3 separate regions of the Mus musculus genome follow, and all the other regions are linked to region 1. Evidence: chromatin loops called from intact Hi-C (ENCODE). Cell type or tissue: left cerebral cortex. All regions are shown on one strand.

The links. A loop is a pair of places that touch in the nucleus more often than their neighbours do. Peaks named below come from ENCODE experiments on the same cell type or tissue, not always from the same donor. Only the 100,000 strongest peaks of a DNase experiment are listed, where the experiment ranks them.
Region 2: it touches region 1 in a loop (2.5-fold over the local background); 8 of 42 quality-filtered maps call a loop at or near these places.
Region 3: it touches region 1 in a loop (3-fold over the local background); 2 of 42 quality-filtered maps call a loop at or near these places.

Annotation. Positions count from the first base shown.
Region 1 is chr11:18,873,240-18,881,239 of GRCm38, reverse strand. It overlaps Meis1 (Meis homeobox 1), which reads left to right. Exons shown (of 12, transcript NM_010789.3): 12 at 1-812. It overlaps 8430419K02Rik (a long non-coding RNA gene), which reads left to right and starts at 3,630. Exons shown (of 4, transcript XR_003949854.1): 1 at 3,630-8,000. In left cerebral cortex, a CTCF peak has its summit at 3,611 (motif pointing left); DNase peaks (open chromatin) are centred at 6,435, 6,642, 6,948, 7,347 and 6 more places; H3K4me3 peaks cover 886 bases.
Region 2 is chr11:18,147,175-18,155,174 of GRCm38, reverse strand. No RefSeq gene overlaps it. Among named protein-coding and RNA genes, the nearest start is that of Gm12018, 55 kb to the right of the region's middle. In left cerebral cortex, a CTCF peak has its summit at 3,198 (motif pointing left); a DNase peak (open chromatin) is centred at 3,187.
Region 3 is chr11:19,711,014-19,719,013 of GRCm38, reverse strand. No RefSeq gene overlaps it. Among named protein-coding and RNA genes, the nearest start is that of Gm39602, 28 kb to the left of the region's middle. In left cerebral cortex, a CTCF peak has its summit at 4,508 (motif pointing right); DNase peaks (open chromatin) are centred at 5,238 and 5,764; H3K4me3 peaks cover 464 bases.

The DNA of each region.
Region 1 (8,000 bases):
ATTTTTAGAGCATTAAAATAACTATCAGGCAGAAGAATCTTTCTTCTTGCCTAGGATTTCAGCCATGTGCGTGCGCTCTCTCTCTCTCTCTCTCTCTCTCTCTCTCTCTCTCTCTCTCTCTCTCTCTCTCTCTTCTCCTCCCTCTCCCTCTTTCTAGCCTGGGGCTTGAATTTGCATGTCTAATTCATTTACTCACCATATTTGAATTGGCCTGAACAGATGTAAATCGGGAAGGATGGGAAAAACTGCAGTCACCAACAATGATTAATCAGCTGTTGCAGGCAGTGTCTTAAGGAGACTGGTAGGAGGAGGCATGGAAACCCAAAGGCCGTGTGTGTTTAGAAGCCTAACTGTCACATCAAGCATCATCGTCCCCATGCAACAACAACCATCACCTTATACATCACTTCCTGTTTTATGCAGCTCAAAAAACATAGACTGAAGATTTATTTTTTAATATGTTGACTTTGTTTCTCAGCAAAGCATTGGTCATGTGTGTATTTTTCCATAGTCCCACCTTGGAGCATTTATGTAGACATTGTAAATAAATTTTGTGCAAAAAGGACTGGAAAGATGAACTGTATTATTGCATTTATTTTGTTTTTTTTTTTGTGAAAGTAGCAGATTAGTGCAAGGTGGCATGCATATAAGGTTAACTGAGTGGGGTACGCTAATTATACTTTTTGTTGTGGATAAAAAATGCTTGTCAATAGCCTTTTTCTATCAAGAAAACAAGGAGCTAATTATTAATAACAGTCATGGCACACTGTGTCCTATCTTAGCATTTAAAAGTATGCAAACTCCAGGTCCAGCTTCAGTCATTGAGTGCAGTCATGACGTCAGACTCCAGAATGAAAAGGTTATTTTTTGTCATTCTGACTTTACTGCTTACAAGATGTGTCCCTCAAACTTTTAATGATTAGTACAGCATTTTTAATGATAACAAACAATTAGCTCCCTGGGCCATATGTATTTGAAAATTGTAACCACTGAGTAAATTATTTAACAATAACTACTGGATTAAGATGACTTAACGAATTGGTAATACCAACAAAATTAAGGGTTAAAGTCACTAAGCTAGCTGTAGCCTCAGACTTCATTCAGTATTAGTCGCCTACATGATCAGTAAAATCCTGCTGTGACAGAGCTGAAGCCCACAGTCAGCCTTTTGCCAGGGATGTTATCTAGGGCCAGCAGTACATGTTTATTAAGAAATTAACTATATAAAATTGAAGAGACCAGACTTCAAAATCTAATTTTTATAAATATGCTCTATGTTCTCATTGGATAAAACTGGTTATTAACCAATTTTCCAGAACAGCTGTACAGAATTTCTGCATGGCAGCCAGCTAAATGGTTCAAAATAACATGTTTAAGCTGCAATAGCTTATAATTTCACTTAAATAAAATCGCTGCTCTAAAAAGTGCTTCATAAAGCTAAGGGAAATATCCAAATATTTTAATGAAGGCAAATTAATTTTTTAAGAAAACAGCCTTTTGGTTGCTTTGGGAACAAAGGATGAGTCAGAAGCCTTAAACTCTAGCCTGACATTCAGACCCTTGTCACCTTATAAACTGCCCACAGCAATCCTGTTTTCTATTTGGAAAGAGAAACCAGCTGTGGGTTGGCTCTACTCAGTAATGGTAATGGTGAGTCACTGCCTCACCTGCAGGAGCAGAGGTGTGCACTCTCACCTTTTGTTTATGGGGCCTTGTTTCTGACACGTGGGTGTGCAGAAGAGAGAGGGGGTGGGGGAGGGAGGGAGAAGAGAGAGAGAGAGAGAGAGAGAGAGAGAGAGAGAGAGAGAGAGAGAGAGAGAGAGAGAGAGAGAGAGAGAGAGAGAGAGAGAGAGAGAGAGAGAGAGAACGTGAGAGAGGTTGCAGCCTGGTCTCAGAGCTGTTGCCCACCTCGCCCTGCTCGCCCCCCCAAAGATGGGACTGTTTAACTTTCCTATTTTGGCCCCGAGACAATTCTACGACTGCATAAGAGTCCATATTAGTGAAATCATTTTCTTTGATGGGTGGTTAGTTGCAGTTAACAACCATTTATTTACTTTTAAAAATAATAATAAACTTTATAAACTAACCGTCCTTTTACTTCTGCCTCCCCAGTACAAGCCCGGTGAGTCAGCCTTTATTATCCTGGAGGCTCTAGCCTAGTTGGGGTAGGAGGGGGCGGGGTGGGGAGAAAGCCGGGGAGGGGGGAGGAGGGGGAAAGGAGAGGGTGGTGAAAAGAACAGGGGGAGAGGCTGGGGGTGGAGGGGAAGAGTGAGCGCAAGCAAAGGGGGGCTGGGGAATGTGGAGATTAAAAAGAATCATGATCATTAATGTCTAGGAATTAGAAAAAAATAAAGCAAGCTTTTGTGCCATGGTTTCCCCCCTCGGAGTGAGGATTGTGCGAGCCTTGCTCCTCAGGTCTCTCTGTTCCTGCCCCTGACACCCTCCCGTTTAATTCTGTTTTAGCTTTTCCTCTTGTAAATTTCAGAGCCAGCTTTGAGGTTATTGACGACACTTATCGGAAGGAGGAAAATAATAGAGGTGTGGAGAGTGGTTTTGATGTTTCTTAAAGGACAAAAACAAAACGCCCTCCCCTAAACAGGGCACACAATTATACAGGCTTCTTTTTTGGGGGTGGGGGTGGGGGGGTGGGGGGAGTCCGCTGGCTGAATGAGACTAGTATGACTAAGTTTCTTTTACAAAAAATTTAAAAATGTTACCCGATCATATTTAATCAAATGTAATTATAACACATTCAAAATGAATAATATGCCTTGGAAGTATTTTTATTGTTATTGTTCATTGCACGATGTTCGACTGCTTTAGAAGCACAGGAAAGAAGCAAACGCGCTACAAATGGGGAATTACCCTCGTTTAGCATTAAAATTCATTTAGATAAAATTGCCACAAACATTTAAATGGGAAGATTAGTTCCCCCTCACGCCTTATTGCACTCGCTCAATGGTTCCGTTAAGAACATTTTACACGTTGGAAATTCCGTCTTCTCAGACGGCTTGCTGTTTCCTAGTTACACACATTCAAAGCAAAGGCTGCAGCCACGGCAGCCGCAGCAGCGGCAGCAGGGGGAAAAAGTTTGGCAACTGGTCTGCAATTCATCCGCTGCGCCCCTAGTTTCCCTCCACCCTCCCCAGTTCCCCCCCATTAACAGCCCCCCCCCCCGACTTATGTGTTCGAAGAGCCCGGCCTCGAGGAGCCAAGGTTGGTTGTACAGTATTGACAATATTAAACTACAAAGAAATGGAAAGAAGCCGGTGGGTCCCTCTCTGCGTCTCCCGCTTTTGTACGAGGCTGAGGGTTGAGTGCAAATGTGCCGAGTCGCCCGCACCCCGACCCCAGGGCCGCCGGGCGCGCCGCCGTGGCCCGAGACGTCTCCAGGAAATTCGCCACTGCTCTCGCTAGCGCGGTGGTGGAAACGTGTTAAAGGCTCAGCTTGCAAAGTCCTGGCACCGTCCAGTCCCTCCTGGCCCTCTTCTCGCCCCACCCCTCCCCCCGCCGCTCCCCCCCCCCCCCAGCCCCTCACCCCTGTCCTTTCTTTTGAGCCGCAGGAAAAGAGGAAAGTCGTCTTCTACTGCCACCTTTTGGGGATTTGGAAAAACGACGCAGTAGGAGACCGGAGGGAGGCGGAGCGCGGCAGTGTGTTTTGAGGGGGCGGGGGGGAGGGGGGGGGAAGAAACCCCCTTATGATCATGCGTCGGAACTGGCGCCCTTAATCTGATGCTTAAATATTTGATGTGGAAAAATTACCCATAAAATTAGTTACTAACAATTTCAAATTGAAATCACTTATCGAATTATAAGCGCATTAAAGCTGTATGGATGGTATTAGGAGTTCCTTTGGAGGCTGTCTCCTCTCGGGGAACCCGGCCCACGAGTTTTACCGCGGGGAGAGGCGTGCTAGGTGGAGCCCTGGGGAGACCAAACGACAAGGACAGCAGTTGGGGTGCCGGGTCCTAGCGGGCCTAGAGAAGATGGATCTGGGTATGGGGATCGCATTCCGGGCAGAAGCGCATACTGAGTAACTCCAGGGACAAAGTCCGAACGTTGTGAAAGGGGAAAACTGCTCTTTTACGCTGGAATTCCGAGCCTTCAGTGATGCTTTCAGCTCCCCCTGTGTAGGCGGGAGGGGGGTGTTGGGGGTGGGCTGAGAGGAGTTTTGAGATGTCTCTAATGAGACCGCCGCGGCCGGCTCACCCAGCTCCAGCCGCGTCTCAGACTCCCTTTAGTTTCCCTCTGCACGACATCGGGGCTGGGGCTGGGGCTGGAGCTGGTACGTGGGCGGGTGGGTCTCAGTTGTGATCCCACACTACTCCGAGGTACTCGGGGTCTGCAGAAGAGTCCTATGCTTGCCCCCATCCCCACCTCCGCCATCTGAAAGTCAAAGTTAAGAAGAATTAACTGTCTCGGTAGCCTGGGTGTCCATGAGTTAGCGCAAAAGCATATTCAAAGACTTCTTCGGCTCACTCTGGGCTCCGTCAATTGGAACCCCTCAGAGTGGTTTGTAGTTGCCAGAATGCTTTCACAGGACTTTTCCAGACGGAGCCCCGGCTTCCGAATCCCAGGGCGCTCATGGGAGCATGTCGGTGAGAGCTTGGGCCCTGGAGGCTGCCTTGAACAGTCAGGCTGGGCAAGAGGGTGAGCTTCCAGAGTGTATAGCACTCCGGTAGAATGGAGAAGAATAGTGTCACAGTGTGTTGGGCAGAAGCTCCTTCAAGTTTCCTTAAAAGTCCTAGAAACTTCCCCCACTTTGGATCCCACAGGCCCTCGGCCCTTGGGAAGGCAGTTAAAGCAGAAATTGGTGATATAGGTTCTCAACGGGTGTTTGGACCGTAAGCAGGGAGGTGTGGGTTTGTGTGTGGGGCGCCCAGTTTGAGTCATCATTTTTCCTGGTCTCTTCTGTGCTACCCAGCACCCCCTGGCCCTTTGGCAAACCATACCATCAAGGGTAGACGCAGCATTAGAGGCTAAGAGCTCTCTGGTTGGGGGAAAAGATCTGGGCGGGAGAGTTGGGGGTCTTCCTGGGAGACTGAAGCCAAGAAATAATGGGAAGGGTAGGGTTCTCTTTCACATCGAACCAGCCTCCCGCCGCCCCCCCAAAAAGTTTAAAACATTCTCTTCCAAGGCGGAACTGAAAGAAAACACAAACAATATATTGGGCAATCCGCTAGACGTTTGCGTTGTAGAGTCTTTGCCCTAAAAATGATACCCTAGGGTTTTAATAGGGAGATGGGAGGCACTTTTAGGGGCTTGGTTTAGCTGGTGAAGAAGTAACTCCTGTGCTGCTCACGCGCTCAGTCCACCTCAGGGAATTCCGACTCTGAAACTCTGGATTTAGTTTTAATCCAGTCTTCCTTTGATCAACTGTATAATTCCTAGCCCTGACCACCTCTACCCCACACTGTGTTCATTAGGACCAGTGACTTTATTCTCTGGGAGGAAAACTACTCCCAGGTCCTAGCCCATTAGGAAAGCAGAGAGTAGAGTCACCTGCTTCATACACCTACGGGTCCTCTCCCCGGCGTCGTTTTTCTGGCTTGGCACCCTAGCTTCAGGCAGAGTGTACCGGAGAGTTCAGGATCCCACTGTCTGCTTTCTCTGGGTTGGAGACATGACTGAAAGACAGGATGGCCAACTCTCTGGCTCCCCTTCTCTCCTCCCTTTCTTGCTTTTCTGCCTAGGCCTCCCTCACACCTCAGCACTTTTCTCTTCCACCACCCTAAAAGTGACAGGTTCTCCGAATTCACCTGAAGACCCGAGGCTCTAACCTCTCCCAGTCCCCGCAGGCATTGGGGGTGGGGGTGGGGGTGAGCGGCGAGCGCCGAAATCGCTGCAAAACCCTTCTGCCAACCTCACCCACTTTTCTGGATTTGAGTAGGTGACTGCGCATAGAGATCCCCCTTGAAGACGTTGTTGAGCATGGTCTAGGCTTTCAAAGAGCCGGATTCCTCCCTTTCGGGAGATCGAGGGTCACTGATAACGTCACCTCTAAAAAACCTAGGAAGGCAGCAAAGACCCCAAGTAACCGGCTCCTACCACTGCTGCCTCCCGGCTCAGAGCAGAGACCAGACACTAGCAAAGTCCCTTTTCTGGCAGATCCGTGAGGCGCCACTGTGCCCCTGGAGACTCAGTTTCTTCTGGGGGGTGCGGGGAGGGAGGTGGGTGGGTGGTAAACAGCGTGTGCAAATCAAATCCGATTTTTGAGACGTGCATTTTCAGGTGTTCTAAAATGCGAATGGCAAGGTTTGTGTGCCCGTCTAGTGGGGGTGGACTAAGGGGAGGAGTCTCCCACTGCTTGCTTCAGTCTTTAATGTCTGAAATAACGAAATGTCTGTGTGGCAGCTGCTGCTAGAGCCAAAACTAACTCTTTGGAAGACGGAAAAGAGTGAAAGGCAAAGAAAGACTGTTCATTTTATTTTTTCCTTTGGTGCCTTTTGGGATGTCATCTGTTTCCTTGGCGACTGTGTTCAGCCCCCGGAGCCCCTGGGCTCCAGGATTGTTAGGGGGGGAAGCATGCTATTTCTGCACCGTCATTTATCACTGTCACAGCATAATGATTCCCCTTGCAGCCCCTTATTGATGTTTGTAATTGCATTATCTCATAAAGGAAGATGATCAATGAAACCAAGCCGTGCATTCTGGGGTCAGAGGAAGCCAAAGTACTGTTTGTCCCCTTTAATACAACAAGTACTCATTATCTTTAGGTCTGCATTCGAAAAATGATCTGATCTGGGGCTGACCCTGCCGGACATCCCAACACTTTCTAAAACGCGGTTTGTGTAACCTTTTGCTTAAATGCTAAATCAAGTACCTGTCTTGCATTTCAACGAAAGGAATGCTGAAAGAGAATGAGAAAAGCATCTCTTCCTTTTTTTCCCCCTCTCCGCCTGTATTTTGTTTTGTTTTTCCCCGGGGCGGGAGACGCATGATCTTCCCCAAGACCCGTGAGATTTTCCACTGTAACTCCTAAGAGCTGTACTGTAGGAAAGGCCCCATCAAAAAGGGATCTAATGAATGAGAGGAATTGGGAGTGAAGGGAAGCGAAGCCGCCAGAAGCTTCGAACAAGGTCGGTATAAAAAGTGCAGAATAAAACCACATCCGGTTTAATTAATAAGAGCAATAAACTGAAATAATTCCCCATGATTCTGTGCTTGCTTCTGCCTTTTACAGAGCTACAACTCTCCTCTTTAGATAAATGATGTGTGTGTCTGTTTGATTCTCAACAGTAACCAAATCAGTGGCATACTCTGTTTCCAAACCCACCTACAAACTTTAGCAAATAAAAAAGTTCATTTGTCCATTAAGGCAGTATTTAGTTGAGTAGCAATGTCCCACTAATACTGAATGGAGTACATGTAATCCCATGAAAATCAAGTCATCTCGTTGTACTGGAGTAAATAAAAAAAAATACAAAGGAGAAAAGATCCAAGTGTAATTTCAAACTAAATGCATTATTGGGCTGTCAGAGTGAAAACCTGATTGTTTGGGGTGGAAAGGAGAATATCAACTCAGCTCACATTTAACTTAAAGGTTCGAGGAAGGAGGTGTGAGCTCTAGATTTGGTTGTTCTTGTAATTTGTAGGAAGAGGAGAGGCTTAGACAACTCTAAATCGTTTAACGACAGAGTTAAGGGGAAAAAAGCTTATTCTTAAGCATTTCTATGCTGAAATGGAGTGCCCTCTCTTATGTTAATAAGATCACCAAAATAAATAAATAAATAACTAGGAAGGGAGGGAGGGAGAAAATAGGAAAAGAACAGAAAGAATAAATGTTTTCTTTTTTTTTTAAAGTGGTAAAACTCTAAATTAAGAAGTTAATGTTCTAAATGAAAAACCAAAATGGAAAACTTTCAGCATAGTTAACAAAAAGAATACTTAAAGTTTGTTTGAATAACCTGACACCTTGACATACAAGCTTACACTGAATGATCATAAAACAGAGAGATAAGATATCCCTTCGTGGAAAAAATATAACATTATTAAGCTAA
Region 2 (8,000 bases), 730 kb after region 1:
TCATACATGTAGAAAGGAAATTCTGGATATAAAAATTAAAGTCAACCCTTTAAGACTATCTATATATTTGATTCGTGTAAATTGGCTAGTTTGTCTAAATAATTTTTAAAAGATCTTATATGTTAAAAAGCTTATTAAAATTTAGAAATAGATGGCCTAGTCTGCCATCACTGGAAAGAGAGGCCCATTGGACATGCAAACTGTATATGCCCCAGTACAGGGGAACGCCAGGGCCAAAAAAAATGGGAATGAGTGGGTAGGGAAGTGGGGAGGAGGGTATGGGGGACTTGTGGGATAGCATTGGAAATGTAATTGAGGAAAATATGTAATAAAAAATAAATTAAAAATAATAATAAAAAAATTTAGAAATAAAAATCCAGACACCCTGAAAGAACATACTAGCTAAAGAAAATTAAAAAAGAGACTTGAGTATATATGTTTCTACAAACACTAGGTCCAGCCACCTGTTGAAACATTTAAATATCAAAGAAAAAACTAAGAGTGACATTGCAGATGCACTGAAATGAAAAGACAAAGTGGAGACTTTCAGAGATACTAATAAAAATTGATTCTGGCTAAGTTTTAATTTTCATTGAAAATATTTTTTTTTAAAGGACGAAAGAGGAAAGAGAGGAAAGGGGGAAGGAAAGGGAATGTCGTCCTCTTGTTAGTATCAGTGAAGTCTTAGGACATTAAATTAAGATTACAAAGTGTGAATACAACTGAAAACTTGAAATACATAATTTACATTTATCTTTGCATATACATTTATTATGTCTGTATTTTTAATAAACTGGGCAAATCTGGTTTGTGTACAGCTTCTGGTTTTTTGCTCCAGGATCTGTACTTTGCTCAGCACTTTCTCATTTCAGCAATCACTTGTGATCTATGTTCCTATGCTTCCAATGTGCTTGTGCTACTCAGTGCCTCGTTCTGCTACCTCAGTCAGCCTATTCATTCCAAGGGCTTGGTATCCATCTTTCCCCTTGGTCTTCATTATGGCCTCTGAAACATTCTTATTTGGAACTAATATATTTTAAATATATATGTATTATATATAATACATATATATCTTTTAATATTTATGGAGATAAAGATTCCATTTTAGAGCATAATAAATATACAAAATAACTATAATAACTAGAGATGTTGAGTTGATGCCTAGCTAACACTGATATCGATAGGAGTGTCCTGCTTCTTAGCATTCTATAATATATTTAACATTATTAAACAAAGCTTGAATTTACAAAATTCACAAGTTGAAATTTTACATTGTGAAGAGTTAAAAGTAAAAGAGCTCATGACCTCTGTCTGTATGTTATTATACAAGCACATTTTGTCATTGATTAATTGGGTGCCTTAGGTTTGTCAAATATACTTTGCACAAAAGTAAAAGAGTTTGAAAGTAAGAAAAGCAACTACAGAGCCAGAGGCAGGCCGATCACTGTAGGTTCAAGGCTAGCCTGGTCATACCTAGTTACAGGACAACGAGAGCTAAATAGTGAGACCTTATCTTAAAGAAAGAAAAAAAGGAAGAAAGAAAGGGGGGAGAGAGAGAGAGAGAGAGAGAGAGAGAGAGAGAGAGAGAGAGAGAGAGAGAGAGAAGTTACAGTTCTGCTTCATGTTTGTGATTATAAAACATTTAAACAAGTAATATTTCCGAAGCTAAATTTAGATTTGAATTGAAAATCATTTTCTAAAAGCAATTTCCAAATATGAGTCACAATTATGCCTCTCCTCTGTCAGAAGAATCAAGGCAAAAGAAAAGAAACAAACAAAAATGCATATTCTCAATGTGTTAAAAGTTTCTCCTAAAATGTTCTTGGCATGTTCACTTTTACCAAAATATTTTATAATTCACTAAAATTTAAATTTGCCTTTAAGACAGCCATTTTCCTTAGATTAGAGAAAATTACGATGACATTGATTGGATTAAATATTCACTTGTGTTATTAAAATCACTGTGAAAACAAACAGACCTATTCAAATGTCTAAAACCTTTGGAAGAGACTGGCTTCTGCAATGTAAATCAAGGGTGAAAATCTGGCTGATTTAATTTAAATTTTAACTGATTTTAAAATGCTGTCTTCTTTAGAGATTGAGTTTCAAAAAGTTGATTCTAAAAACTGACAGATCTTTTATGAATATTTGGGAAATTATCTTTAGCTTTTTTGTAGCCCATCAAAAAGGCAAAAGAATCATAATCGGCATTTTGTTAGTCTATGTGGTGATATAACCGAATCCCTCGGAAAGAACAGACGGAAAATGGTAGCTATTATTAATTTAGAAAGACAAAGCAAAGCCCGGCATTTCAGTAATGTGGAGAGTTGTGTGCTCTTGGAGGAGAAAGGGTTTTGTAATTGGATTTTGAAGTAATTTAGAAGACGAGATAAGACGTAATGGTTGTGTATTAGAGGTTAGAATGACAACAGAAACCCATAATGTGAGGGTTCATTGAACTGGGAAAAAAATACAACAACAAAGAAACGCAGCACTGACGGAAAATGGCCTGAGCGGGAAGCAACAAGGTGAGTATGTGAAGGCCAGAAGGACCCATTCTGAGTAGGCAGGTCAGTCAGCAAGTAGCTGGAGCAGCAGACAGGCCGACAGCAGGATGCTGCTCCTTTCTGCAGTCACCTCTCAGCCCACCACCCCACTCCCACCTCCCCAACACACATCCTTTTTCCTACTGGAGAATTTTCTCCTGTCTTCTCTCCTGTCAGTCATCACCTTGGCTCCTCAGCTCTGTCACCGGCTGGCTCCCAGGTTCTCTGAGGAGATGTCCTGTGACAGTGGCTAAGCTCTCCTACCAGCAGCCATGCACTCAAAGAGCCAGGGCAGCCGACCAGACCTGCCTATCCACATCTGTGGAAACTCATACCCTTAGCACACTGGGGAAGACAAAGAAGACTCAAACAGGAAAATGAAATCCTCCTGCCTTTACAGCCCAATATTCAGTTGAAGTCTTGGGCAAGTAAATAACTTATCTTTATTTTTTAAAATCTCTTTTCAAAGGACACAGTCGCCTAAGCTCCAGATCCCAAGATAGGCCTCGGATGAGTAGCTATTTTGGAACAAATAATTCAAGTATTGGCATTAATCAGAAGAGCTGGCTTCTACAATCAGAGGGCTATTTCTAGCTGGGAGGCTGTTTCCTGCAGGACTGAATTGCTTCCCGGTTGCCGGCACTTGGCTACCCCCTGCTGGGCAGGAAGCTAAGGGCCTGCAGATCACACCATTATGCTCCAGGGTCATCTCCCTGCAAGGCCTGGGACAGAATCCACTTACTACCTGTCAAATTGTTATCACACATTCTTGACATGAGGCTGAAGTGTGAAGTTCCCTTCCATTGCCTAAGAGGTGTTAAAGATTTTTTGTCCTTCCTTCCAAGCTCTTTGTATGCCGGTTTAAGCAGAACAAATCTATTTATTTCTTTGTATGTGTGTGTGACGGTGAGTTTATTAAAAGCACACCCATAACTTGTAAAATAAAATGATGGCATGCTTTGTTTAGCATGAAAAGTGTGCTTGCTTAAACCTCATTTTAAGCCTTCGGTGAGTGAGTCCCTTCATCTTGAGGCAGAAGACATGGATTGTGCGATGAAGACACCAGGCTTTGGCTGAGTGGCCTGGAATGAAGCCTGGTCCTGAGTTTTCTTCTCAAAGCAGCTTATCAATCACTGAAAAAACAAAACAAACAGACTAACAAAAAACAAAAAATAGCCACAAAATGAAGCACGCTTTGGCAAATATAAGATGTGAAAACCAAGTTTAATCAGATCAAGTTTTCAAATACAGATGAATGTGTTTGAATTGTCATTCAAAGTATTTTAACAAAACCCGAACTGAAGGAAATTTGTTGCTGTACTTTTAATGCATATACATTGCTAAGACAGGAAGCCACAGGCACATTTGGAAGACATAGCTTAAAAGTGACTTTAATAAAAAATGGGTAAAATGCAAGGGATTTTTAATTTTTTTAATTCAAAATAAGTAAAATCAGAAGGGATTAGGTGACATCAGGGCAGTGACAGGGAGGAACACGTGAACAGAGGGAGCTTTCAATGACTCAGTGACCCAAGTGTGGCTTTCACACTCTCTCAGTTCTTATTCTGACTTGGGTTTTTTTATTTCACTCATTTTGCAGATGAGGCAGACACTCCAGAGCAATCAAGCAAGAGCTGCCTGTGTAGCACCAGACAGACAGCATCTGTGTACATGAGGCACAAAAGTCAAGGCATACGGTCTAAAGGTACAGCAAGCCTTCTTGCTCTTACCCATGCAAAGTTAGAACCCAGTCTATTCACTGACAAACTTACAAAGGAGTAGGAGGTTTCTATATTCATTGTGCAAGTGTCAGAACACTTAAACTCTAAACCAGAGGCAGCTGCAGAAGTAAATATTAATATTTCTTTCTGTTGGAAGGGAATAAACAAGTGAAGATTTTATTAAATTTCTAGCTGTTTGGGTCCTGTGTTGTGGCTCAAATTAAGGCTGACACTATTTCCAAGTGAGGCTGGCCTTCAGCCGATGATGGTGCCTTCAGCCGTAAAAACCAGTGCAAGAACTAACTGGAGATTTTACTGTACCAGGAGGAGAGTCAGATCTCAAGGATGTGGTACACAATTCACACCTTTACTTAATTGTAAACTCTCATGATTTTTTAATGGTGACCCCTGTGTTCTTGTTCACGTCCAGTTATTTGGTGATGAACAGGGGTGGGTGTGGAACAGAGAAGTCTATCCCTGGTATAGGCAAGGTGACCCTGAACTTCAGTAACCCACTCAGTCAGTTAGAAACTTCAAGTCTGCCTTGCTACCAGATTCTGCCAGATGAAAATCAGTGCTTTAATCTCAATCTCCCCTCAGAGAAGTTAGTGATTTCCTTTCTCCAGCTCTTGGCAATCTGTCAGCCCTGACTCCTTTCTTCTTTTATTTCTTTCATCTTTCCATTTTTCTGGAACACTCATCACCTGCTTTTTGTTCTCAAGAATTTCCTTACAATACATTCATCACCCTTGAGATAGCCGGGATCTTGCTTGTGTTGCTATTTTACCCGGATCTATGGGAAGTACAAAATAAGATAGTGACCCCACCCTAAACTGCAGCATCATATTCTTTTTTTTTTTCTTTCCATTTTTTATTAGGTATTTAGCTCATTTACATTTCCAATGCTATACCAAAAGTCCCCCATACCCACCCACCCCCACTCCCCTACCCACCCACTCCCCCTTTTTGGCCCTGGCGTTCCCCTGTTCTGGGGCATATAAAGTTTGTGTGTCCAATGGGCCTCTCTTAGAAGAAAAAAAAAGCATCTGAAACTAATAGTAAACAACAGAATATAAACAAAATTTAGTAATGAAATCATGATGATGAAAGATGATGAACTTCAGAGATAAAGGGGGAGAAGAGATCATGAAGACAATGGTGACAAGGGGACACATTTTGAGTGAATGAATAATAGAAAACATAATTTGTCTGATCTGTATCAGATGTTATTCTAAATACTTCTGTATATGTAATTTTTTTAAAAAAATCTCCTTAAAAATCTTATGAGCTAGGTATTATTTCTGTTCAGGTGAGACAGTGACCATACCACATGCCAGAGTTCAGGATTGCGGATTCTAAGACATAGTAACCATCCTGACATGCACAAAAAAGGTATACAAAATGGGCTTTTATTGCTTGCAACCATGCTTACAGAAACAGCTTGTGAAAGGAAAGATTCGTTTTGGCTCATGGTTCCAGAGGAATGGAAAAGCAGCACATTTTAATAGCAGCAAGTGCATATGATGAGTGTTCTACACATGGTGGAACCAGGCATAGCCAGCCTTCAAGACCCTCATCTAGCTGCCTGCCTCACCCAGACAGACCACCTCCTAAAGGTTCTCTAGCGTCACAAGTTGGCACATCTGCTGAGGAGCACAAAGAAGGGGACTGGAGTCAACAGGTTGCATCCATTTTTCACATCCCAGATTGCGATTTTCATGGGGGAAGAAGGTACTGCTATTCAACCTAGGTAGAAAGGACATGACAGACACAAGAATGTATCCAAAGAGCTCTTGGTAAATTAATGAGGTTACGATTTACAAGATTGTGGATGACCCTAGAAGCTTCTTCACTATAAATTGCCACCCCACATAGAAAAGCCATACCATAGAATCTTATATATAAATTATAAGTAGCTACAACACTGAAGCACACCCTCCACCCCAAGGAATTCTTTCTGGCGTGTACAAATTCAGTGAGGAGTCTTAAGAATACTGTGTCTTATGAGTTTCTTAAGCCGGATGCACATTCCCCTTCTTCCATAAAGAATGCTATAATCCAAAGGAAACAGTTATGCCACAAAGATTTAATATATAGCAGAGTACTATGACAGGCGAAGTGTATTCCAACATGGGAAGGAGGCATACGGAGTCACAAAAGAACTGTAGGAATGACTCTCTTTCATATTTTAGTCATGGAAAGCTGGCATTTAGGATGATCTAAAATCTAGAATTAGTGAGAATGTGTACCGGAATCTTCTAGAAAAGCTAATCAGCTGGCTAGGATCCTTGTGCTCAGAAATTATGCAAACACCCTTCACATGCTGGTGTTGGATGGCCTTTGTGTCTAGCAGTTTTGAACGTAGGTATCTGTGGTGGTGGCAGCAGGCAAGAGCAACAGCACATGACACTGTTTATGTTTTCAGTCCTCATGCAGGCTTTGGTGATCAAGGCCCCTAAGACTCATTTCCACCTAGGAAGTCAGGGTTTAACAGATGTAAGCTTTTAATAGTAGAGAGTATTATAGCTCTTGGCCGTAAATATGGGACAGTTTTCTCCAACTCTTCTAGTAACCAAGGCCAACAGGTTCCATTCTTTTTCTACATATAGCTTTTAATTTGTCTTTGGTATTAGCTCTCTTGCTGGTTCTTTGCATCCAGGACCCTTGCTCTTTTTGCTGTGGGTCCCCAGTAGCTGCTTCTTCACTGACAATTGGCTGGCTACTGTGCTACTCTCAGAGCTTGAGCTACTCCTGTCTCTGTTGGGACTTCTGTTCTGTTGACCCTGTTGCCATGGCTGATATTTTCCTTTGAGGGACCAAGTTTGGTCGATGCTTAAAGTAGCAAGAAGCGACTGCTTGAGAGAAACCTTTCGCTGGGCCTATTTTCAACACCAAGGGAAGAAACACAATAGCATTTGGACATGAGCCACTAAGTACCTAAGCACCCTGCATTGATAGTCAGAGGCCAGATCTTTAGAGGAATCTCAGTATATCTGAGGCACAAATGGAGGCGTGTACTTACTCAAATCAAAGCCTTGATTCTGTAGCACCAATGGCAACTCACCCAAGCCCCTCCCCCATAAACTACTATAAGAAGTGCTCTTCATCAGGAAATAGGATCAAGGTCACCTAGAGTTCAACCAGGTTTGTGATATTCAGTAGTCTGGTGCAAACTATTTGAAGCATTCCTAGCTGAGGCTGTGCTTTCAGGAGCTGGAGGTATCTGCTCTGATCACTGTGTGGTTTTTAAGGGATTCTGTGGAGTTTCAAGACAACTGGTGCTGGCATAAGGGTAGTAGGTCTGGGCTGGTTCACTGCGCTAGCAATCAGGCACATCCACAGACAGCTAAAAGCGACTTCTAACTAATCAGGCTTCGTTACAGCCAGCTTTCGAGGGAACCAGTGATAAGACACATCATCTCTAGCTGCCAAAGATTGTGACACTGTCACTCCTATCTCGTGTTCCTTTGCACATGCGCCACGGTCCCAATAAAAGTCAGCAAGGGAGTCCAACAGTTGTTAGTTAGGAGGTCAAATTGCCCCGTAGATTAATGTCTTTGTAGTAAGTATGCTTTTAACAAAGGCAAAAACCACTAACTAATCACACTAATAGAGACTGACCTCTTCCCCATCCCGCAGGGAGAGATGAGTCCTAATATTATCTCAGTATTTAAAAATACCCAAGTCTCTGCTTTAACCCTTCGAAAGCTTCTAAAACTCGGTTGAAGAACAT
Region 3 (8,000 bases), 840 kb before region 1:
ACATTGGCAAGGATGTCTCAAGAAACCAGGAGGGGAGGGGAAAGCCAGGAGTAAGGCTTAAGGATGTGTTCTGCAGGAAAGACAGATGTCATGGTTAAGGAGATAAGCATGAACCATCATTTAAACACTCCGCAGTGTATGCATGCATCAAGACATGGCACTCCATAGCACTTAACTTTTGTTTGTATTGCTATGTTTTTATCCCTTAAAACTATGGAAGTATTTCTTAAACTAAGAATTTAAAAAATGCTTTTTACCTAAAAAATGGCACTAGAGCAGAAAGTGAAAGTGCAAAACAAGTTAATGAACAAAGGGAAGTTAGAAATATGCAAAAATACATACAGAGTTTTGCAGTGTAGGGTGGGTACTGTAGAAAATAAGACTTTCCCAAGAATTAGTTGTGAAAAAGACAAAGATTAAGATGAAAGGAGAGACAGGGAGGCCAGAGTAAGCAAAAGACAGAAAAGAACACTGTTGATGCTGCGTCCATACTCCAAACTGCATGGAAGTTATAATTAGAGATGTAGTAGGATGAGAAAGTGTCAACAGGCAAAGACGGCTAAAGATGGGCAGAGACCCTCAGGATTCTGAGTCTGTGGCGAGGTGGACTCATGGATTCCATCCATACCGTTTGGTTACGCGGCTATAGAAAGACCCTTCAGCATGCAGGTTCGAAACTAGTTTGTAAAGGAGCGAAACCCATGGTGATCTCCAGGCTCTCTCTGGAGAGGTCCAGGCTGGAAGGCTGACTGGGCTGCTCCTGATCAGAGTCCCTGGGAACCCTTATAAACACCACCCCAGAGATCTTGCAACACGAGGAGGTGTGGACAACATGATGGTTACTCAGAATGGTACCTTAGCCAACCGAAGAGGCAAGGCTTTGGAAACAAGGAAGCCACGGCATGAAATGATTTATAAATTCTTTCGTAAGTGCAGTTTAGACTCCACAATCAGGAGTTTAATTGTATCGGTTATTTTCACAGGAGTTTGTAATTTGAGGGTAAGGGGAGGGGTCAGCTAGGTTTCCACGATTTGTTATTCTTAGTCTGCCTGTTTTTCTATATTTTTATTTTATATATTTGGGCGTTTTGCCTACCTGTTTGTCTATGTACCACATACATGCAATGCCCTTGGAGGCCAGAAGAATATTTAAGATTCCTCCTGGAACTGGAGGTACAGACAGTTAAGCTATGGCTGCGAGTTGTCCAATGTCACCTGGAAGATCGGTCAGTGCTCTTCACTACTGAGCCATCTCTCCAAGTCCTTAGTCTGGTTGTTTTTCAATGTCAGGAAATGATTCGATAATGTAGTAGGCCCTTCAAAACCATCTGGGTGGATTCGGCTAACAGCCTGTCAAGAATATCAAAAAAGAGAAAGCTGTGCAAAGACTCTTCTCATCGTTGTCCCCAAACAGCCCAGTCTATCCACTCTTGCACAGTGCGTATGGTCTCTCAGGTGCTTCAAGCTCATTTAACAGGTAGGCTTTATGCAAATCAGCACCAGTTTATATTAAGGCCTTGGACATCCATAAGCTTTATATCTCAGAGGGTCTGGGAACAGATCCCTCAAGGAAACCAACACCTGTCCTCTTATCTGATGGTTTAGCTAGACTCTCCCGTTACTTAAAACTCCCAAGCCTACCTCTTCTCTGTTGTAAAACTAGGCTTTCAGCGTGAGCATGGCAGGGATGTGGTATTTGTAGAAGTACAAAACTGGAAAAGTGTTTCCTTCATTCTTCCACTGAGAGAGATTTTTCCTCAGTGTTCTAAAAGCCTTGTACTGACAAAGAACTTGAGTAATAATTTTATGCTTCTCAGAGCTCATTTTGAATGACCTGAGTGTATGGGTTTTTTTTTGGTAATTATGAAAAATGAATAAAATGCCAGTGGCACATACGATCTGTGATTAAGATCCTCTTTATAACATCTTCCAACTAGGACTCGTGAATGACTCTTCTTGGGTTAATTGTACTTAAAATCAGAATATGTAGTACAATCTTAACTGTGTTAAATTATGCATAGAAAAAGAACGTTAAAGAAATAACATAGTAAATTAGAGTAGCTGTGTGGTGAGCTTCTGGGGAATTTTAATTTTCTTTATGCATTTGTATATTTAAGCAATTTCAGACAATAATACATTGTATTTTTTATTTCCAGAAAAGCGAGTACCATTATTAAAATCAATATACATAACTTTAAGTATCATATGGCACAGACTGTGAAAATACTATATAGGGGGATAAGGTTGAGAGGTGTAGGCCATTGTATTAAATGAGTAGTTTTCCCTGTTCAGATACCAAAATGACTATACGTTCTGTTATTTTCCTCTCTCTCTCTCTCTCTCTCTCTCTCTCTCTCTCTCTCTCTCTCTCTCTCCCTCTCTCCTCTCTTCCTTGCTTGTTTTCCTCTTCCTCCTTCCTGTTCTTTTTCTTCTTTTGAGATTGGGTCTTTCTATGTAGCTCTGTATAGCCAGGAACACACTATGTTGGCCTGGTTGGTTTTGAGCTCAGAGAGATGTGCTTGCCTCTGCCTTCCCAGTGCTAGGATTTAAGACATGCACCACCAATGCCTCATCTTTAGGCCCGCTTTTAGTTAGATGTACATGTCTCTATGTATGTATGCCACATTCGTGCTGGTTCCTGACAGAGATCAGGAGAGGGTGTAGGTTCCCCTGGAGCTGGAGTTACATAGAGTCAGTTGTGAGCTGCTGAAAGTGGATGCTAGGAACCTAAGCCTGGATCTGGAAGAGCCGTCAAAAGCTCGCAACACAGACTGAACCATCTCTCCAGCCCTCTCTCTTCTATTCTGGAAAAGGTTTTGCTTGTGGTATGGCTATGTATTTCTTGACTGAAAAAATATTTTATTTCATAAACATTATAATAAAACATATCTTAATCACTACAATAATATCTAAGTAGGATGCGCATTATATTTTAAAGTCCTTTTTCTTTTTTTGAGATAAGCTCTCACTTTGAGGCTCAGGCTCACTTCCAATTCACAATCCTCCTACCTCAGTCTTCAAGCATTAGAAACACAGCTTTATCTTTAAGGATTGAAGTAGAGTTCATGTAAGTTGTAGTTTTTTCCTCTTTTTAACAAGTTGATATTTTAAAGCCAAGGATGGGTTAAACAATGGTGTTTACTACAAAACTCATAATCAAGTAACTTTCAGTAAAAATAATTACTTTTATTTCAAAATTCTTAGTGGAGAGGACTTTAATGTTGCATGAAGGAGAACTCTCTGAGGTAGTGGACTGCAGCCACTCTGATAAGATCACCACACATCGCACACAAACACTGGGTGGCCACACTGTACTCCACGAACACCTAAAATTATGTGCCAGTTTAAAACAAAAATATATTTTAAACAACTGTTTACAGGAAATAGCTATAATAAAGTCATTCTTTTAAATCCAGTTGCTATCCTGAGACAGAAGATCTGAAGTTTAGACTTGAAATTCCAAACAAGTGAGTTTTAAAGAATAAAACGTTTTAAAACTTAGTTTGACCTAACTTATTTTTGAGACAGTCAGACTTTGAGCTTGTGGTTCCTCAGTTCCAAAAGGGCTGTGTCTGTTTTGCTTATTTTGAGATAGGATCATTGTGTAGCTCTGGCTATCCTGTAACTCACTGTGTGGAGCAAGCCCTGCCTCTTCAGTGCTGGGATCAAAGGTGCCACCACAGCCCAGCAAGAGCTTTGACTTGTTTGTTGTCTGACTGGGAAGCTGGGGACGAAGGGGTAGATGAGTTTCACGCTTGTTTGTGAAACTTGGGGTTTTCTGATTCTCTGTCTAGTGGTTTCTCCCAAACCATGCTCTCAGGAAGAGTCCCTGGGACAGTCATGTGGAGGAAAAGATGTGTGGACATTTGCCCAGCTCCATATACACAATGAAATACGAGCCACTGTTTGTTTTCACGGTACTCAAAGTACCTTTGATTCCCAAGGCACAGTCTCATCCATGGCTCAAGCCGCATGGGAGTCGTTTGAGGAGGTCCACAGTCCCCAAATGCTTGCTTTACTCAGAAGCTCTCTGTAGAAATCCGTGCAGGAATGGAGAGCTGGCTGGAACTTGAGCAACTTCTAGGCTTAAGCCTGCAATTCACACTTTCTTTGAACTAAGTTCTAGATAAAAAACAGAAAACAGAAAAACAAAACCAAAAAAAAAAAAAACCCAAAATAAACATAAATAAATAAAAACTTCAGAATTTATTTAAAAAGAACTACCAGCCTTGTAAAACTCATAATTAACATTAACTTTCCTGCCACCGGCTCTGAAGTCTGGTTGCTAATGGGGAAGAAAGCTGAGAGGCCGACCACAGTGGACACTGCAGGGGAGCTGGCTCATTCCAGGGGATGCTGGGCAAGTCTTATTTTCTGGAACTTGCTCTTGTTTTATGGAAGCTCTGAGGGTTTTTTTTTTTTTTTAGATTTGAGATTAGACTTGAAGCACAAGGCCACAGGGTCTGGGATAAGGCTGCTTTTGATGTGCAAATGGCCAAATTTACCTTTTCCACTAGATGGCATTAGCAACTTCTGAAGCCAGAAGCTAATTACCAGCCACCTTTGTTAGGCTCTCAATTACACCTGTGTGTCTTAAGCTGTAATTGGTAATCGACTCTCTTGCATGTTTTAACTCGGATGCCAGGTACACGGTTAAGACATTGGTATCAGCTCTCTCCCGGGACAGAAATAGCTTCTGGGAGTATCAAAATGGCATGCTAGAATCTCATATTTCAAGCAAGACCTTTGGAAGCAACATACCATGCCACGATAAATTTAAACTAAGTATTCCTAGCTCTCCTTACGATAGTTAGGCAGCAAGCAAGTTGCTAGGTAGACCGGGAAAAGAGAGTTTTGGTTTTCTCAGCAGGGGGAGGATTTTTGTTGTTATTTCTTTAGAACTTGATGGTGTGTTCAAACGTGCAGGGGCAAACCACACCCAGATGTGCAGACTGATCATCTGTCTTCCTGTAATTGTTCTGAGGAAACTAGGTTTTTAAATTATAAATGCAAGCCTCTACTGCCTAGAACGGATGCTGTTCAAACCGTGACTGAAGTGCTTGCCCCTTCGTATGCTCCGTGGAGCTCACTCAAGACTCCGTGGGTGTGTGTGGGGTCTCGTGTCTCCTGCGCAGGCAGTGCGGTGCTCCTGTGCGCACCTCTGCCGCTGCCTCCATCGCTGCCTGCTGCTACCCCGCGCCCACCATTTCTTCCTGTTGATTGGTATCACCTCGCATGCTTAGAATGTCTGCCTGTCTGTTCAGAGTGTGAACTCATTCCTCAGACTCCTGATCGGTTCGTTTCGCACCAGTGTCAAAACGACTTATTAAATCCCGCACCTCCTGATACCCAGTGGCTGATGTGTTTCTGTCCAAACAGTAAATGACAATAAGCATATGCAGTCGGTGGTCTAGCAAACTCATTTAATTTGATAAAAATGTCACCGCAACATGCTTTAAATCGCTGTCCTTTTCATCATCGCTAATTGCTAGCTATAGACCTTTTTCCTATGCTTAATACAAGTGTTAGAATACTGCTCCTTCCAGTCTGATTAGGAATTAAAAAAAAAAAGTAGAATTCCTTTTCAGTGGCAGCATTATTTCATCAAGAGATGGATTTTGCTCTTAATTAGCCAACATGCCACAAGGGAGGCTTCCGAGTCACGGGTGTGAAACAGCCTGGAGCAGGAGATCAATCTACAGGAAGAAAATGGCGGCTGGGGAATAATTGGCAGCCCGGGTGAACGTGGGCTGGTTGTAACAGGGACAATATGTTCCCTCGAATATCACGAACCTCTCCCCCTACCGCCAACTTGGCACATTTCAAACTCAACAAAAGATGTGTGTGTGGTTATTTGTCTATTGTTTGAGACTTTTTCTTGCAGCTGTGGTGAGGTTTGCTCATGTGTTAGTTTGACAATCTGGATACTTCTGACTAGAGTAGGAGATTAGGAGGAGATCTGTGAATTCAAATAAAGAAAAAAAAAATCTAACCAAAAACAAACAAAAAACAATTCTCCAGGAGTCTGAAGATTAAAAACAGACCTGGATCCTGTCTATATATGAGAAACAAGCAATCAGTTAATTTGCCAAACCCAAATGGCAATTTGAAGAACAGTACATACCATTGTTAATCCTTCATGAATTCTTCTCTCTTAGAGAGAGAGAGAGAGAGATAGATAGATAGATAGAGAGAGAGAGAGAGAGAATAGGGATAGACTACATTTATTTGGTTCTATCAAGACAGAAGAAAATCACGACCTGACACTTCTGCTTCCATCGTGAGCTGGTATTTAATTTGACTTGCTATTTGCTATTGTTTTAAAAGAAACTTTCTGTCTAAAACCTTGTAGTTAAGTCAAACCACACCCATCCCACACCACAAGAGGGTATCTCTGAGGTTTGATGTGTGCAAATGGGCAGAGCAAAGAGAGAACATCTGACTTTCTGGCTTTTCTTCACTAATGATGAAACATTAGCTCTGGACCACTGTCTATTTGACTTGTGCGGTTGGAAATATATTCTTCAAGTTGTCAAGGGTTCATAGTCATTTTGTTGTAAACTCCAAAGGATCTCCCCAGTCATCTATCTGCAGAGCGGCTTTGATTGGCCAGCCGAAACGATATAGGCAGTGGAAGACACAGGTGATCTACTTTTAGAAAAGTTTTGTACCAACTCTCTATCTCAAGTTTGAACGTATGATTTAGTCTTGGGACAGTCTCAGGGTGTCACAGGTCACCTTATTTTCTCTTCTTTTTGTGTGAGAGTAATATCTCCAATGAACACAAGAAGAAAATATCTTCATTGTGTTTCAGGAAAACCCAGCATAGCTCTTTCTGCCTGAGTTGAGCAGTGCAGATAAATAATTGAAATGAATGAAGATTATGTTAGAGTCATGCCCTGAACTCTACTAGATCAACACCCAGGCTGCTCCCAGGGAGAAAGACCACTCTGGGTCTTCATCCCTTTAGGCATATGCCATTGACTCTATCAGTAACCTGTGAGTGGTTTGGTGCTGATGAGGCACATGTTCCACACATGAGGATTACATGATGGGCCACATCCTCTTTGGCTGATGTGCAGGGCAAAGGGAACCCATCTAGGCTTTCAAACAGTGGAGAACTACTGTCTTAGTTAGGGTTTTACTACTGTGAACAGACACCATGACCAAGGCAACTCTTATAAGGACAATATTTAATGGGGGTCTGTCTTACAGGTTCAGAGGTTCAGTCCATTATCATCATGGTGGGAACATTGTAGCATCCAGGCAGGCATAGTACAGGAGGAGCCAAGAATTATATATCTTCTTCTGAAGGCTGCTAGCAGAACACTGGCTTCCAGGCAGCTACAGTGAAGGTCTAAAGTCCACACCCACAGTGACACACCTACTCCAACAAGGCTACACCTTCTAATAGTGCTTCTCCATGGGCCAAGCACAAACCATCACAGCTACCTTAGTTACAGTCAAGACTGTAATTCACAGTGTGTCTTTTTTCAATGGGTTTTAGGCCTAGCTCTGTAAGGCAACTTAGACTTGCACCATTTTGCATAAAAACCCTTGGCTGCACAAGATTTAGTCTCACTGTAGCATTAGCTTTCATTTACTAACTGGCATGGACTTTTTAAGAATGATATTACTTCCTGGAATAAGCTAGGTGCTTGTTTTAAAGAAGAATATTTGATGTATGTGTGCAGACGCCTGTGGAGGCCAGCAGAAGTCTTGCACATGAATTTACAGCTGGTTGTGGGTCTTGGCTTCTTGAACTGGACCAGACCCTCTGCAAGAGGAGTGCTTGAGTTCTCTGCTGAACAATCTCTCTAGCCCCTAGAATCCAGGAGACTAGAGGGTAGTTTTATTGATTACTTAAAATAAGTTTCTTTCCCTGCAGAAGCAATATATAAATGCACACTTTTTTTTTTTAAACAAAATCCCCATTGACTTGCTCTGGTTAGAGGCTCCCAGATGAGGTACCCTCTTGTCTTTGTGATCTGTTTTCAGGC